Regions from separate parts of the Homo sapiens genome. Here region 2 is linked to region 1. A link is an interaction called in ENCODE POLR2A ChIA-PET data of the cell type or tissue named here. Cell type or tissue: MCF 10A. All regions are shown on one strand. Links, peaks and the distances in the headings refer to the core of each region. The heading gives the core; the rest is flanking DNA.

The links. Peaks named below come from ENCODE experiments on the same cell type or tissue, not always from the same donor. Only the 100,000 strongest peaks of a DNase experiment are listed, where the experiment ranks them.
Region 2: POLR2A ChIA-PET joins it to region 1 with 5 read pairs; 3 of 35 experiments call an interaction of 5 or more read pairs at or near these places.

Annotation. Positions count from the first base shown.
Region 1 is chr2:222,834,812-222,842,755 of GRCh38, reverse strand. No RefSeq gene overlaps it. Among named protein-coding and RNA genes, the nearest start is that of ACSL3, 22 kb to the left of the region's middle. In MCF 10A, for the core only: no CTCF peak of the experiment used is centred there; a DNase peak (open chromatin) is centred at 4,825.
Region 2 is chr2:222,883,035-222,890,978 of GRCh38, reverse strand. It overlaps ACSL3 (acyl-CoA synthetase long chain family member 3), which reads right to left. Exons shown (of 17, transcript NM_004457.5): 2 at 3,091-3,149. Among named protein-coding and RNA genes, the nearest start is that of ACSL3, 26 kb to the right of the region's middle. In MCF 10A, for the core only: no CTCF peak of the experiment used is centred there; no DNase peak of the experiment used is centred there.

The DNA.
Region 1 (7,944 bases), core at 2,010-7,009:
AGAATGTTAAAAGGAAATTCATTGACTCTTAGAAAGGTAGCTCGTTACTATTGTGAAATTGGGGTTAATGTCTTTACTGAACAAACATTTAGCAAGACATTATGCTAGTTCCTGTATGTGTTTTGCAGATATTCTATCATCCTGTCTCTGTAAAGCAGGAATCATATTTCTAGAGCTTCCTTTTCTTCCTGCACTAGGTCATGCAAGCTCAGGTTTCTGAGTGAATACAGCAAAAGAGAAACATAAAGCAGTGTTTTCTTTCAGACAGATAATCTGACTGAATTTCTCTCTTCTTTTCTGCCTTGGCTGACTTGATGGGTAGTATAAAATTTCCACAGACTATTCTCAAAATCAAAATGCTAAGATGGGAAAATAGTACTCCTTTATTGTCTTTCTGTTTTATCTCCTGGAATTAGTAGAAGTACTCATTTATTGAATCAGTGTTATATGTATAATTTTTTTTTAATCTGACAACTACCCCAGCAGGCATTTCCCTGTTTTATAGAAGAAAACACTGAGACCTGTGAGGCACCTTCTTGAGATCATGAAACTAGTGAGTGGTATAACCTGGATGTACACCCAGGCCTGTCTAACTTTCTATAGCCCATCACTTTCTCCCTGGCACTACATTACTTTCCAGAAAAAAGGGCAGTATGGTCAGTCATCCTGGTGATATATATATATATATATATATATATATATATATATATTATTTTTTTTTTCCTAAGGCAAAGTCTTGTGCCCAGCCATCTGGTGGTATATTTTATATCACACCAAAGCCCATATACTCCAGTCTCTTGGAAGTGTATTCAACATTCTGTGAACCTCAGCGTAAAACAGTTGGCATGTTAGATAAGTAATCATGAGACTGAGCCTAAATTAGGGCCAGGTACGGTGGCTTATGCCTGTAATCCCAGCACTTCGGGAGGCTGAGGCAGGCGGATCACTTGAGTTCAGGAGCTCGAGACCAGCCTGGCCAACATGGTGAAACCTTGTCTCTACAAAAATACAAAAATTAGCCAGGCGTGGTGGCGCATGCCTGTAATCCCAGCTACTCGGAAGGCTGAGGCAGGAGGATTGCTTGAACCTGGGAGGTGGAGGTTGTGGTGAGCCGAGATGGTGCCATTTACTCCAGCCTGGGTGACAGAGTGAAATTCCGTCTCAAAAAAACAAAAAAAAAAAAAAAAAAGAAAAGAAAAAGAAAAAAAAAAAAGGAGGAAGAGGAAGAAGTTAAGAAGGAAGTGGAGCACAAGGAAGAGGAAATTTCTACCAGATTAAAAAGAAGAGAACTCAAAACAAGAACAATTCTTCAAAGATTCAGTTTACAAAATTACCACATAGGAAGGAAAAAGGTATTTACCTTGATTTATCTGAAAAAAAGGAACAATAAGCATTGTGGTAAAAAAAGAAAGAAAGAAAGAAAAAAAACCCTGAATTTTAATAGCAAGTAAGAATACAAACCATTAGAGCTCCATTACTGCCACTAACACAGCCATCCTCCCAGGCTCAGGATTTGACAAGCAGGTCTGGAAAAATTGGAAAGTCAGTGAATTTTGCTTTTGACACGGCCCCACTGAGTGCCTCCACCCATATGAATGTTCAACACACCACCCGACCCAGCCCAGCCTTCCCTATTTAGGCTTGGGTACAACCATTCCTAAACCCTTCCCGCCCTTCAAAACTTGCCCATCCTGTACGTCATTACCAAATGGCATATTCGCTGTTTTTCACAGCTTAATCTTTTAATCTTATGACATGGACTTGAAAAAGTTTCTAAAATATATTGCTGCATTACATATATAAAATAAAAGTACATATTAGGTTGGTGCAAACTGCAATTACTTTTACACCAACATAATAGAAAAAGGACTAGAAAAGTATGCCATATAACAAATACCTAATGCATACGAGGCTTAAAACCTAGTTGAGGAGTTGATAGGTGCAACAAACCACCGTGGCACATGTATACTTATGTAACAAAACTGCACATTCTGCACATGTATCCCAGAACTTAAAGTAAAATATAAAAGAGAAAGAAAGAGAGAGAGAGAGAGAGAAAGAAAGAAAGAGAAAGAGAGAAAGAAAGAGAGAAAGAAAGAGAGGAAGAGAGGAAGGAAAGAAGGAAAGAAAGGAAAGCAAGGAAGGAAAGAAGGAAAGAAAGGAAGAAAGGAAGAGAAAGAAAGAAAGATTACCTTTTGTTCCATGTATTTCTGTCTTTTGTAATCTTTTAAATTAAGCACATGTTCATATATTACCTATATATTATTTTGAATGAGTGAAAGAAAATATGAGAAAAATTATATTTAGCTTATCCTCCCCTTCCCAAGAAAGTTTTAAATAGCAGCCTTTTAGAGAGGATTTCTGAATACATAGAAGGGATTTAAAAGAGAGTTCGGTTTCAGGTATCTCTGGGGTTGGATGATGGAGTAAGACAGGAAGTGTTTTTTGTGGCTGGGACATTTTAATTCAACTTTACTCTTGCTGTATATGTGGGCAGAACCTACATAATCACACTCACTGTCACCTGCACAGCCACCGTGTGACACAAACCTCTACATGCCTATATGCTCCTTCACTGAGTTACAGGGTTTTAAAGGATACTAGCTGGATGCAGAGTGACCTCTGGAAGGGAATGGTCAAGTAAAAGTCAGGGGACTTTCTCCTTTATCTATAATGTTTCAAACAAGAATGTATTCATGTTTTGCTTAGTAATTAAATATGTAAAACAAAATAAATTTGGAAACCCCTTTTTTTTTTTTAATATGTGAATGGAATGGGGAGTAGGTATGCTCCATGTAAGTGGACCACAGTTGAAGTAGTTTGAGACTACCACTCCCTTACTGTACTACATGCCCAGAGAGTCACTGGGTGAGATGATTTGGATGGAAGGAAGCACATCCATGTCACATGATCACAGAACATCTGTATTCACATTTTTTCTATAGATGTGTTGGCTATTCTGATTTCTATATTAATAAACACTCTTTAGGTTGCAAGCAACAGAGATCCAAATTGAATTTCCGTATTCAAAAAGGGGAATTTGTCCGGGAGCGGTGGCTCATCCCTGTAATCCCAACACGTTAGGAGGCCAAGGTGGGTGGATCACCTGAGGTCAGGAGTTCGAGAGCAGCCTGGCCAACATGGCAAACCCTGTCTCTACTAAAAATACAAAAAATTAGCTGTGCGTGATGGTGGGCACCTGTAATCCCAGCTACTTGGGAGGCTGAGCGAGGAGAATTGCTTGAACCTGGGAGACAGAGGTTGCAGTGAGCTGAGAGCGCACCATTGCACTCCAGCCTGAGTGACAGAGCAAGACTCTGCTTCAAAAAAAAAAAGGGGGGGTGGAGGGGTTTATTTTATCATGTAACTAGAAAATCAAAACAAACAGGCTTGGTGTTATGCAAAGTTGGATTAGATACTCAAAACATTACCAGCAGCAATGTATTTTCCTGCCTCTCAGGACCTCTTTCTTTTACATAGGCCTCATTCTCAACTCTTCTTCCAGATGTAGGCAAAAATGGTAACTAGTCACCGCAGGCTTATAATTCCACCTTATATTTCCACCAAAAACCCCACTGGAAAAAGAAACTCTTTCTAGATAGCTCCAGAGAATGTCTTGGTGTTTAGTATCATTGGTCTGGCTTGTGTTATGTGCCTATCACTGAACCAACTGCTGAGGCAAAGGGAATGGAATGTTATGATTTGACAGACCTAGGACCTGTACTTATCAATGGAGTGAAAGCCTGGAATCAGCCCCACCTGAACCACAGGGATTGGGTTGGTATCTCTAAGACATACTAAGCTACCATTACTAAAAGAAAGGCGAAGTATCACTGGGAGGCAAAAGCAAGGGATGTCCACCAGCTTCCGGGATGAGTGGTCGCACTGAATAATCCAGGCTCATTGTCATTAATGCCCTTTTGATGTCTCCAATGTCTGTCTAACAAGCTCTGACTTTCAGTCTCAATCTATTTGTCTTTTCTCTTCAACCCTGGCATCTTAAGGAGCCCTTAGGACATTACTGTTGTTGCTGGGAGGGGTTGTCTATCAACTCCTTGTGATTTGGACTGAGATGGAATTATTTTATTTTATTTTGTTTTGTTTTATTTTGAGATGGAGTTTCGCTCTTGTTGCCCAGGTTGGAGTGCAATGGCACGATCTTGGCTCACCACAACCTCCGCCTCCCGGGTTCAAGCAATTCTCCTGCCTCAGCCTCTCAAGTAGCTGGGATTACAGGCATGCGCCACCAAGCCTGGCTAATTTTTTGTATTTTTAGTAGAGAGGGGGTTTCTCCATATTGGCCAGGCTGGTCTCGAACTCCCGACCTCAGGTGATCCACACACCTCAGCCTCCCAAAGTGCTAGGATTACAGGCATGAGCCACCGCGCCCGGCCGAGATGGAATAATTTTCTAAGCAGGAAGCATTGATTCAACATGTCATTCATTCTCTCCTATGTATCAGACATGTGCTTGATGCAGTTCTCATCTATAATAATTAGCCTAATGAAGGCACCATACAAGAAAATCCATGTGATAAGGAGTAGAGTTCTGCACAGGCTAATAATTGGGAGAGTTACAAAGAACAAGCTTCCAGATCAGCTCAGTTGTCAGAACATACCTCTAAGAAATGATGTTTGAGCTAAGTCCCTGAGGATGCATAAAAGTTGGGCAGAGAGGTAGAGGACAAGGGAGTGGGTAGACATTCCAAGTAGAGAGAACAATTTGTGTAGAAGCACATAGGCAAGATGGGCAATGGCATATTTTTAGAATTACGAGTCGGCCAGGATGACTACAGCTCAAGTTGTGTGTAGGAAAGTGGCCCGAGAACATGTGATGAAGAACATGAATAAACTTGTCAGCCATGTCAAGCCTGGATGTTTGAAATTTATCTTGTGAAATTTACCTTGAGCATTAGTCACTTTTAGGTAGAAGAAAAGTATGACCAAATGTAATCTCGTTTGTTTGTTTAAGCATTCCTTAGAGAAAAAAAATTGCAGAAGACTAAGACTGGAGATAGGGAGAGAAACACAGTCTCCTGTAGTGGTCTGGGTAAGTTTTGATAAAAAGGAATTAACTAAAGCACAGTGAGGGTGGAGAAGAGGGACTGAATTAGCAACGTACAGGAGATACTATTGACAGGACAGGAAAAGGAAGTAGAGTGCAGGAAAAGAAAAGAGAAGAGAAAAGCGGGGATTCTGGGAGCGGTTCCCAGGTTTCTGGCTTGGGTGACTGGCTGGTTGGTGTTTTTATTCAAACAGAAACTCAGGTTTTGGAAAAAGATGATGACTACGGTTGGGTGCATCCGGTTGGAAATTTGTGATGGATAGATGAATCTAAATTCAGTGGAGCCGCCAGGCTAGAGATGTAGATGTCCTCAAGCCAATGTAGCTGAAGCCATGTTTGCGGATGGGATCAGTCAAGGGAGAACGTACAATATGAAGAGAAGTTGGAAGGACAGAACCCTGGGCATCACCAACATTTAAAAATCCAGTGAATAAAGAGAAGTCAGAAAGGAGACAAAAACGAAGGAACCGGACATGGAAGAGTGCAAAGAGGATGTCCACCTCACCAGGCAGGACAGATTCTCTTCTTCTTTCTTTATTTTATTTTATATTTATTTGTTTATTTATTTTGAGATGGAATCTCACTCTGTTGCCCAGGCTGGAGTGCAATGGCACATTCTCGGCTCACTGCAGCCTCCATCTCCTGGATTCAAGTGATTCTCCTGCCTCAGCCTCCCAAGTAGCAGGGATTACAGGTGCATGCCACCACGCCCAGCTAATTTTTGTATTTTTAGCAGAGACAGTTTCACAGTGTTGGCCAGGCTGGTCTCGAATTCCTGACCTCAAATGATCCACCCACCTAGGCCACCCAAAGTGCTGGGATTACAGGCATGAGCCATTGCATCCAGCCTTCTTGAAAAAAAAATTATAATTATTATTTTTCTAGAAGAGAGTCTTACTCTGTTGCCCAGGCTAAGTACAAAGGCACAATTATAGCTTACTGCAGCCTCAATCTCCAGGACTCAAGCAATCCTCCTGACTCAGCCTCATGAGCCACTGTGCCTGGCTAATTTTTTTTTAAAACAGTGTCGTGCTCTGTTGCTCAAGCTGGAGCACAATGGCTCTATCATGGCTCACTGAAGCCCCGACATTTTGGGCTCATGATCCTCCTACCTTAGACTTAGTAGCTGGGACCACAGGCATGCGCCACCATGCCCACGTTTTATTTTTTTTATTGTTATTTTTTTTTATGTTACGTTGCCCACCTGGTCTTGAACTACTGAGCTCAAGCAGTCCTCCCACCATGACCTCCCAAAGTGCTAGGATTACAGGCATAAGCCACTGTACCTGGCTAATTTTTTATCTTTTATTTTTTGTAGAGGAAGGGTCTCACTGTTTCCCAGGCCAGTCTTGAACTCCTGAGCTCAAGCAATTCTTCTGCTTTGGCCTTCCAAAATGTGGGGATTATAGACATGAGCTACTGTACCTGGCCAGATTCACTTCTTTACAGTCACTTGCAATTCTCTTGAAAAACTGCCTCCAGTCAGGCAAGGTAACTCACACCTGTAACTCCAGCACTTTGGGAAGCTGAGGTGGGCAGATCGCTTGAGCCCAGTTCAGGGCCACTCTGGCCAACATGGTGAAATGCCGGCTCTACTAAAAATACAAAAATTAACTGGGTGTGGTGACATGTGTCTGTAATCCAAGCTACTCGGTAGGCTGAGGCAGAAGAATCACTTGAACCTGGGAGGCAGAGGTTGCAGTGAGGCAAGATCGTGCCACTGCACTCCCAGCCTGGGCAACAAAGTCAGACCCTTTTTTTTTCTGTCTCAAAAAAAAAAAAAAGAAAAGCTACCTCCTTTCTCTGCTCCAGCTTCTCTCTACTAAAGCTGCAGACAGGGAATGGCAATGAGAAAAGGCGTTGTAAAAGTATGCAGAGACTGCAGCCCCCAACGGAATAGCTAACCTTGATACCTTTGCATAACTTTATTATTTTCAGCTCTCCTATGTTGTCAGCAGGTGATTTTTGCTCGTGCTGGATCCTTGGCTGTCTTCCAGATAACTGAGGTCATAAAATACATGAGGCATTACAGTGGCACTTTCAAGGCAAACCTTATATTTATAAAGAATCACCTGGACTCCTTGAGAAAACTCTGTTCAATTTCCCCTCAGAATCAGGAAATTCTCCTTATGGAGCCCAGAGTATTCTTCCTCCCCACTAACCTGGATCTGCTGCTGTAAAGAAGGAATGGATACACACATATACGTCTGGGCTGTCTCGGAAGATCATAGACAGAGAAATCCATGTATTGACCACTTAGTGTTAGAGAAAGGTAGACTCAAGCACAATCCCAGCTCAGTGAGTAGCTACTTGGCCATGAGCCCTTCACTGAACCTTAGTTTTCTTAGTTGTCACGTGGAGACAATAATCCTTACCTCGTGACACGTGTGAAGATGAAATGAGATAATCATTGTGAGCAGTTTGGAAAGCCTCTGGTTTCACTTTGAAAAGAACAAAATGATTATGTAATCAGCCTTTTTTTAATTTTATTATGGTAAAATGTATATTTGTTATTTTTTTAAAGTATACAATCATTGGCGTTAATTACACGCAACGTTGTACAACTATTAATATTACAACTATCTGTTTTCAAAACTTTTCCATCACCACAAAAGAAACTCTGTACCCATTAAACACTTAACTCCCATTCACTTCTAACCCCAGCCCCTGGTAACTTCTAATATGCTTTCGGTCTCTTATTAATTTGCCTATTCTAAATATTTTATATACGTGAAAGCATGCGTATCTGTCCATTTGTATCTGGTTTATTTCATTTAGCATAATGCTTTCAAGGTTTATCCACGTTGTAGTGCATATCAAAACGTCATTCCTTTTCCTGTAGCTGAATAATATGCCTTTGCATGCATATACCACATTTTG
Region 2 (7,944 bases), core at 938-5,937, 49 kb before region 1:
GAAGTAACAAATTCACTTTTAAATATACCTCTTTTCGGCCAGGTACAATGGCTCACGCCTGTAATCCCAACACTTTGGGAGGCTGAAGTGGGCAGATCACTTGAGGCCAGGAGTTCAAGGTCAGCCTGGCCAACATGGAGAAACCCCGTCTCTATTAAAAAATATAAAAATTAGCCAGGTGTGGTGGTACGCACCTGTAATCCCAGCTACTTGGGAGGCTGAGGCACAAGAATCACCAGAGTCTGGGAGGCAGAGGTTGCAGTGAGCCAAGATTGCGCCACTGCACCTCAGCCTGGGCCACAGACCAAGACTCTGTCTCAAAAATAAACAAACAAACAAACAAATCTACCCACCTCTCTTTCCCCCAGGGTGAAATAAAAAATAAAATTAAAGAAAATTCAAAGGCCAGAGGAAAAATATAACAGTTCCAAACATACAAAAAAAAAGTTAGCAAAAGTAAATCTAATGAACAAAGTATGCATATTTGAGAGAAGACAGCTCTTCCGGTTATGTTTAACCTTTGAGAATGTAAAAGAATTAAAGGTTCTGAAGATTTTCAAGATGATTTTAAAATGCTTATTCCATTTATAAGAGGTACAATAGCTTAAAATAATTTTGCAAGCTAAGTCTACCCAGAATATATTTTCTTTAATTTCAACGATTTATATATCATTCAGTAAGATTACTTAGATGTTTCCTTTTCTCTTCCTCCACTCCCCTTCCCACCCCCAAAAGCCCAGTTTCTTATCTGTAGTCTGCATGGACCAGCTAAAAAAACAAAGTTAAGAAAAGGAAAATAACATATAATTAGAACTTAAAAGTATGTTGTGGAAATATACAGAATAAATAACCTGCATCACAATTAACATATTGTCTTCATTTGTACTATGTAAAGGTTAAGTAGCTAAAAATAAGGTTTAAACATCCGATTACTTCCTTTAGTCAATAGTCTTGTGTTGTATTCAAATATTACTTGCTTTTTTATCTTTAAATTCTTTACAACATATTTTCTTCTTCCTACAAATTCCCAATTATTTTACCACTAAGAAAAGCTATTCCTGAACAACATATTTCAAAATCAAAGCAACTAAGATCACCAGTTGTCTTCCCTCTCACCTCCATTCTCTGCTGTGTCATTCCCTGGCCTCTGCAGCTTTTCTGCAAGTGCTCAAAAACCAGATTACACTTAAAAACAGAAGACACAGAAAAAAGGAATCCACCTTAAGTAGCTATGAGAAACATCTGGCCCAGCTCTTAAAAACCATTTTCCTCTGAAACCAAGGGAGGAGCAAACTTGCTGCTGTCTCCGTCTCCTTCCATACTTCTCATCTAGGTCACTTTCACATACAAATCCAAATTTGCTTCGCTACATTTCTTAAGAAGTTTAAAATGTTTCAATCCGACAATCACACAAAGGACACGTACAAATGTGAATTAACTTCCATTTTTACATTATCTCTTAAATCATGGGACTTCTGAACATAAGCAATTCCCAAACGTGAAAAGGTTGAGTTCTAAGTTTCGGGATTCAAGACACTGGGTTTCCCAAGTAGTTCATGACATTCCCTTTACTTCATCGCACAGTTAACCTATATAACATGACTACGAGTCTTATTTCTCTTTTTAGGCAAAATTATGACAAAGTTATCTTTGTCACTGTACCATAGTACTTCTTCCTGTGCACCACCCTCCCACATCAGTTTCTGACGGCCTTTTCCCTCCTCAAATATCCTAAGTACCCTACTGAGCACACATAAATGCACTGAAGCTCCAAAACCACTTCTTCACCTACACAAACCTAGCTGATCCTCAACAGTAATTACAGTCATTTCTATAAATGTCTACCTATTTAAAATCTATCATTTAATATGTCATAATTATCTTTGCAATTTCAATTTTATTGTAAATCTGCTAAACTCTCTTGATGCATTCTTAGCTAAGAATTCAAAGTTTGGAGTTCCCATAACCCATTAACTACTAAAAGAAATTTGTAGAGGAGTACTGTGTTACAATGGGTTTACCTAGTCACTTCAAAAGCACTCTTAATTTGATCACGTATATCCCTCAAAGAGACGCAGGCACAGACATGTCTAAAACAAAGTGAGGCGTACTATTAAAGTGGACAAAGTATATTCCTTTTTCCATCACATCTACTTCATTAAAAGATGGCAATCTTGGATACGCAAACAAAGCGTCGCAAACAAAGCGTCTGGAAAGATACACTCTATGAAAATAAGGGATAATCCCTAGCAAAAGAACCAGGGTAACATAGGAGTTTCCTGTTTACTTAGATGCTCCTACATTGCTTACAGTTTTTAATAATAAACATATTACTTGTGTGATTTCCTTTTAAAATCAGTTAAAAATGTTAAGATTAATAAATTCAACTGATATGAAAAAAGACTTCGAAATGAGATTCTGAAAAGAAGGATGTCAACTATCATGATTCTAATGGATAAAATGCTTACTGCCTTTACGTCATCATCAAAGCACTTTACCAACATAGACTATTCCCTACAGCAGTCCTACTCAATTTTTTCATTTCACAGAACGCTAAAAACCTTCGTCCTTAAATTTTTGCCCTAAAATTTCATAAACTCTAATTCACTTCAGATGACACAGAAAGAATAAAATTGTGCTATATTTCTTATGCCCCATGACAACTGTAATAACCATGCAGAACCTTCTATGGGTTGACAAAAAGCCCTTGAAACTACAATCTCTACTAAAATGTCCAGTTAGAAATTTACAGTAACATTCATACAAATTTTAAATGACCATCACATATTAAAATGGTCTAATTCATGCTAAACTATCCAAAATAAAGAGGCCACTGAGTTCAAATCCCTTGCAGATACTTAGTGAAATTCAAGTTAAGGAAAGGAAGATAGACAATACTGCTCAATGACATGGTTTAATGTCCCAATTGATTTATACAGAATTAAAGTAAATATAAAACTATCTTCCATATATAATCATAAAATGAGAATTACAATTTTTTGGTCAATTTAGCCATAATTGGTTTTAACTTAATATTTATTTTATAACAAATAAAAGAAATCTATTGTAATAAAAAATTAAATATTTTACCAGTTGACAATGGTAGGAGGTACTAGGTGCTTTGAAGATATGCGCCCTTGTGTCAAAACCTGTCAAAACAAACATAAAAAAGACAAGCATTACTACTCATATTCTAGTTAATCAGAGCCGAATGCCAACTTTTTCCTGGAACTATTTTACTTCTAAACCTCACATGAAAAGTTTCCGGTGAGTTTTTCTGGAAACACCAACCTATCACGCTAGCAAACAAAATTTTTATCATGTAACTTTTCTTCAAAAACATATAGTACACACACTACACACCAGTAAGAATGCCCAAAACCCAAAACACTAACACCACCCAATGCTTGCAAGGATGTGGAGCAACTCTCATTCATTGCTGGTGGGAATGCAAAATGGTACAGCCACTACGGAAGTTTGACAGTGTCATATAAAACTAAACATACTCCAAATATATGATCCAGCAACCACAGTGCTTGGTATTTACCCAAAAGAGTTGAAAATATGTCTACAAAAACACCTGTACATGCATGTCCATAGCAGTTTGATTCATAATTGCCAAAAGCTGGAAGCAATCAACATATCTTTCAACAAAGTAATGGATATATAAACTGTGGTACATCCAGACAATGGAAAATGAGTCAGTGTTGAAAAGAAATGAGCCATCAAGCCATGACAAGACATGAAGGAAACTTAAATGCATATTACAAAGTGAAAGGAGACAGTCTGAAAATGCTATGTACTGTATGATTCCAACTATATGACATATTGGAAAAGGCAAAGCTATGGAGATGGTAAAAGGATCCATGGTTGCCAGAGGTTAGAGCACAGAGGAGGATGAATAGGCAGAGCACAAAAGGACTTTTAGGGCAATAAAGCTATTCTGTATGTATTATAACGGTAGATACATGTCATCATATATTTGTTAAAACCTGCGGAGGGTACAGTACTAAGAGTGAACCCTAATGTAAACTATGGACTCTGGGTGATAACGATGTGTCAATGTAGGTTCATCAGTTATAACCAATGTAGCACTCTGGGGAGGTAGGGGGATGTTGATAAAGAGGGAGGCTATGCCTGTGTAGGGGAAGGGGTATATGAGAAATCTCTGCACCTTCCTCTCAATTTTGCTGTACACCTAAAACTGCTCTAAAAAATAAACTCTATTATAAAAAATAAGGTATTTCCAAAACTCAAAAAGTATACTATAAAGGCTGCGTTCATTTACTCATGATGATGATAAAGAATAAGTATTAAGATGTATATGTGGTGATATTAATACATTGTTTTTAAAAAACACTTTCAAATTTTTTCAATGATTTTCTCTATCACCTGCGAAGCAAACAGGTTAGCAGTCATTATATAGTTATTTTTAAGAATATATTAACAAGTAGAGCTAAAAGCTAAGTTTTTTTGAATCACTTAATTCAACATACCACTGCTTCATTAACTTTTAATTTGTTATTAATTTTTGTAAAAACGGACAGACCTTGCAGCCATAAAAAAGAATGAGTTCATGTCCTTCGCAGGGACATGGATGAAGCTGGAAGCCACCATTCTCAGCAAACTAACACAGGAACAGAAAAGAAACACCACACGTTCTCTCACTCATAAGTGGGAGTTGAAGAATGAGAACACATGGATATAGGGAGGGGAACATCATACACTTGGGCCTGTAGGTGGGTGGGGTAAGGGGAGGGAGAACATTAGGACAAATACCTAATGCATGTGGGGCTTAAAACTTAGATGATGATGGGTTGAAAGGTGCAGCAAACCAACATGCCACGTGTGTACCTACGTATACATGTAAACCTGCACGTTCTGCACATGTATCCCAGAACTTAAAGTAAAATAATAAATAAACTTTTTTTTTTAAAGTCAGGCATGGTGGCTCACGCCTGTAATCCCAACACTTTGGGAGGCTGACACGGGTGGATCACCTGAGGTCAGGAGTTCAAGACCAGCCTGACCAACAAGATGAAACCCCAACTCCACTAAAATTACAAAAATTAGCCAGGTGTGGTGGCGTGCACATATAGTCCCAGCTACTCTGGAGGCTGAGGCAGGAGAATCACTTGAACCCAGGAGGCAGAGGTTGCGTTAAGCCGAGATCATGCCACTGCACTCCAGCCTGGGTGACAGAGCGAGACTCTGTCTCAAAAAAAAAAGGACAGACCTTAAACTCAGATACTACTGGGTTCAAAATCCCTGCTGTTTCTTATTAGCTATGACTCCAGACAAGGTCATGCATCTATTCATCCAGGGGGGAAATAACTTAGAAATCTTCTTGTTATTAATAATTTCTTGTGCCAGTTTCCTCACATGTAAAAGAGAACAGTGCTATATATAATTCATATCCATAGTTGTAGAATTTCTATAAATAAAAAAGAGCAACAGGAGAAAGCAGGCTATGTATATTAACAGAAAATTCCACATTGTTTATTACCTATTAAAAATGGTTAACCTCATTAATTATCAAGGAAATACAAATTAAAACAGTATCATTTCCTACATTAAAATTTTTTTAATGAAAAAAATTCACAAGTGTTGGCAAAGATATGGCAAACAAGATAGATCTTGGCACTCTTACGGAAGTACAGCCAGTTAAGAGAGCAATTTGGCAGCATCTAGCAAAAGCTGAAAATGTAGACTCCTATGACCCAGCAATCCCTTTTGACAAATATGCCCTGGGGAAACTTATGTGCCATGCTTACTTTACCCTACTTTATTAAATGGCCCAAGGTGACAGGTCCTACTAGGTATGTAATTGGCCCTCAATAAATGTTAAAAATCTCTTCAACAAATATTTATTAAATGCCTTACTCAGCTCCAGACCCGACACTTTGCATTCTAAGAATGACACCATAGTACTGAAAAAAAAGAAAATTCCTAGTCAGTGGTAGAGCCTGACAAATCACTTTAACGTGGCAAAAACTATGAGAAGTGCATCAGCTGCATTAGGAAAACAGGCAATTGCAGCCTTTTGTCTAGGGTGGAGAAGACAAGGTCAAGGAAATCACTATAAACTGAGTTGATGCATGTATTTTTGTTCAAGCAGACAATAACTGCAGGCAATAATAACAATTATTTGTAAACGCGAAGGGAACTGTACAAGAAAAGAGAAATTTCAGAAGACTCTAAGTAGTTGTAGTAAGCTGAATAAAGGACCTCAAGGTTATCAGGCCCTAATCCCTAGGATCTACAAATGTTACCTTATTTGGAAAAAGACCCTAGATTACCCAGTGGTCCCTAAATGCCCTCACAAATGTCCTTATAAATAGAGAGGCAGAAGGAGATTGGACACACATGAAGGAGATGGTGACGTGAAGATGGAGCAGAGAGATTTGAAGATGCTGGCCTGAAAGATTGGACTGATAATAGGGAATGCCAGCAGCCACTAGAACTGAAAGAGGCAAGGAACAGGTTCTTCCCTGGAGCCTTCAAAGCTCTGCTGATACTTTGATTTCAACCCAGTAACACTGATTTGAACTTCTGGTCTCTATTAACATTAATAGAATAAATTTCTGTTGTTCTAAGCCTCCCAGTCTGTGGTGATTTGTTGCAGTGGCCCTAGAAGACAAATGCCTCACTGCCACTGTGAATGTTTGCTGCCCTAAGTGGTTGAAACATTATCCAGATCTCTTAAAAGTCTTCTAACTTTTATTAGCAGGGGGATGACATACTCGGATCTGTTTCATAATATTAAACCTGGTGCCAAATGTTGAGAATTTATTTGTGGAAAAAGAAACTAGAAACAGGAAAACCATTTAAAAATTCAAAATCCAGACAGAAGATAAAGTTCTTAATCACCAGATATTTGTGAAAAACCATCACTATCAAAGAAAGAGACAAACAGCAGACAAAAAGTGCCTCAGTGGAAACAGACAATGTAGGAAATGTGGGAAATTTTAAAATATGTCTATGTAATATTCTCAAAGGCATAAGAGAGGCTATTGCCATCTATGAAACAAGAATGCAATGCTATATATTAACAGAAGGAATAAAAATAAGAAAAAGTTCTTTGAAATTAATAGCAGCTGAAATTAAGGAGTCAATACAAGTGTCAGAAAATGAGGTGGAGACTCTTTTCCAGATAAAGAAGAGCAAAAGCAAGGGGTAGAATATAGAAAATTTAATTCTCATTTTAAAAAATAAGGTGTTAAATTAATCCAAGAGATTCAAGTTCCATTACAAGGAGTTCCAGAAATAGAAAAAAAGAACAAAGAGGCAAAAATTCCTGAAGCATTTTGCAAGCAGAAATTCCTAAAGCACACTGCAATATAATATCCCAGAGCTGATAAATACTAGTCTTCAGTTTGAAAGGACTGGGCAGATGAATGAGGGAAAAAATAACTGACTTCTAGACAGAGCCACGTAAATTCTCAAAGCTCAGAGTATAAGAATATCCTCAAATCTTCCTAAAAAAACAAAAGGCTGGCTGGGCATGGTGGCTCACGCCTGTAATCTCAGCACTTTGGGAGGCCGAGGCAGGCAGATCACCTGAGGTCGGGAGTTCGAGACCAGCATGACCAATAAGGAGAAACCCATCTCTACTAAAAATACAAAATTAGCCAGGCATAGTGGCGCATGCCTGTAATCCCAGCTACTAGAGAGGCTGACTGACACAGTAGAATCGCTTGAACCCGGGAGGGGGAGGTTGCAGTGAGCCAAGATCCTGCCACTATACTCCAGCCTGGGCAACAAGAGCAAAACTTTGTCTCAAAAAAAGAAAAAAAGAAAAAAAAAAAAAACAGAAAGCAAACCACCTACAAATAAGGTGATTCTATAACTGATCAACAAAGAAGGATACATATCAGAATAAAAGGAGGTACTATTAAAAAGTGTGATTTGGGCCAGGTGTGGTGGCTCATGCCTGTAATCCCA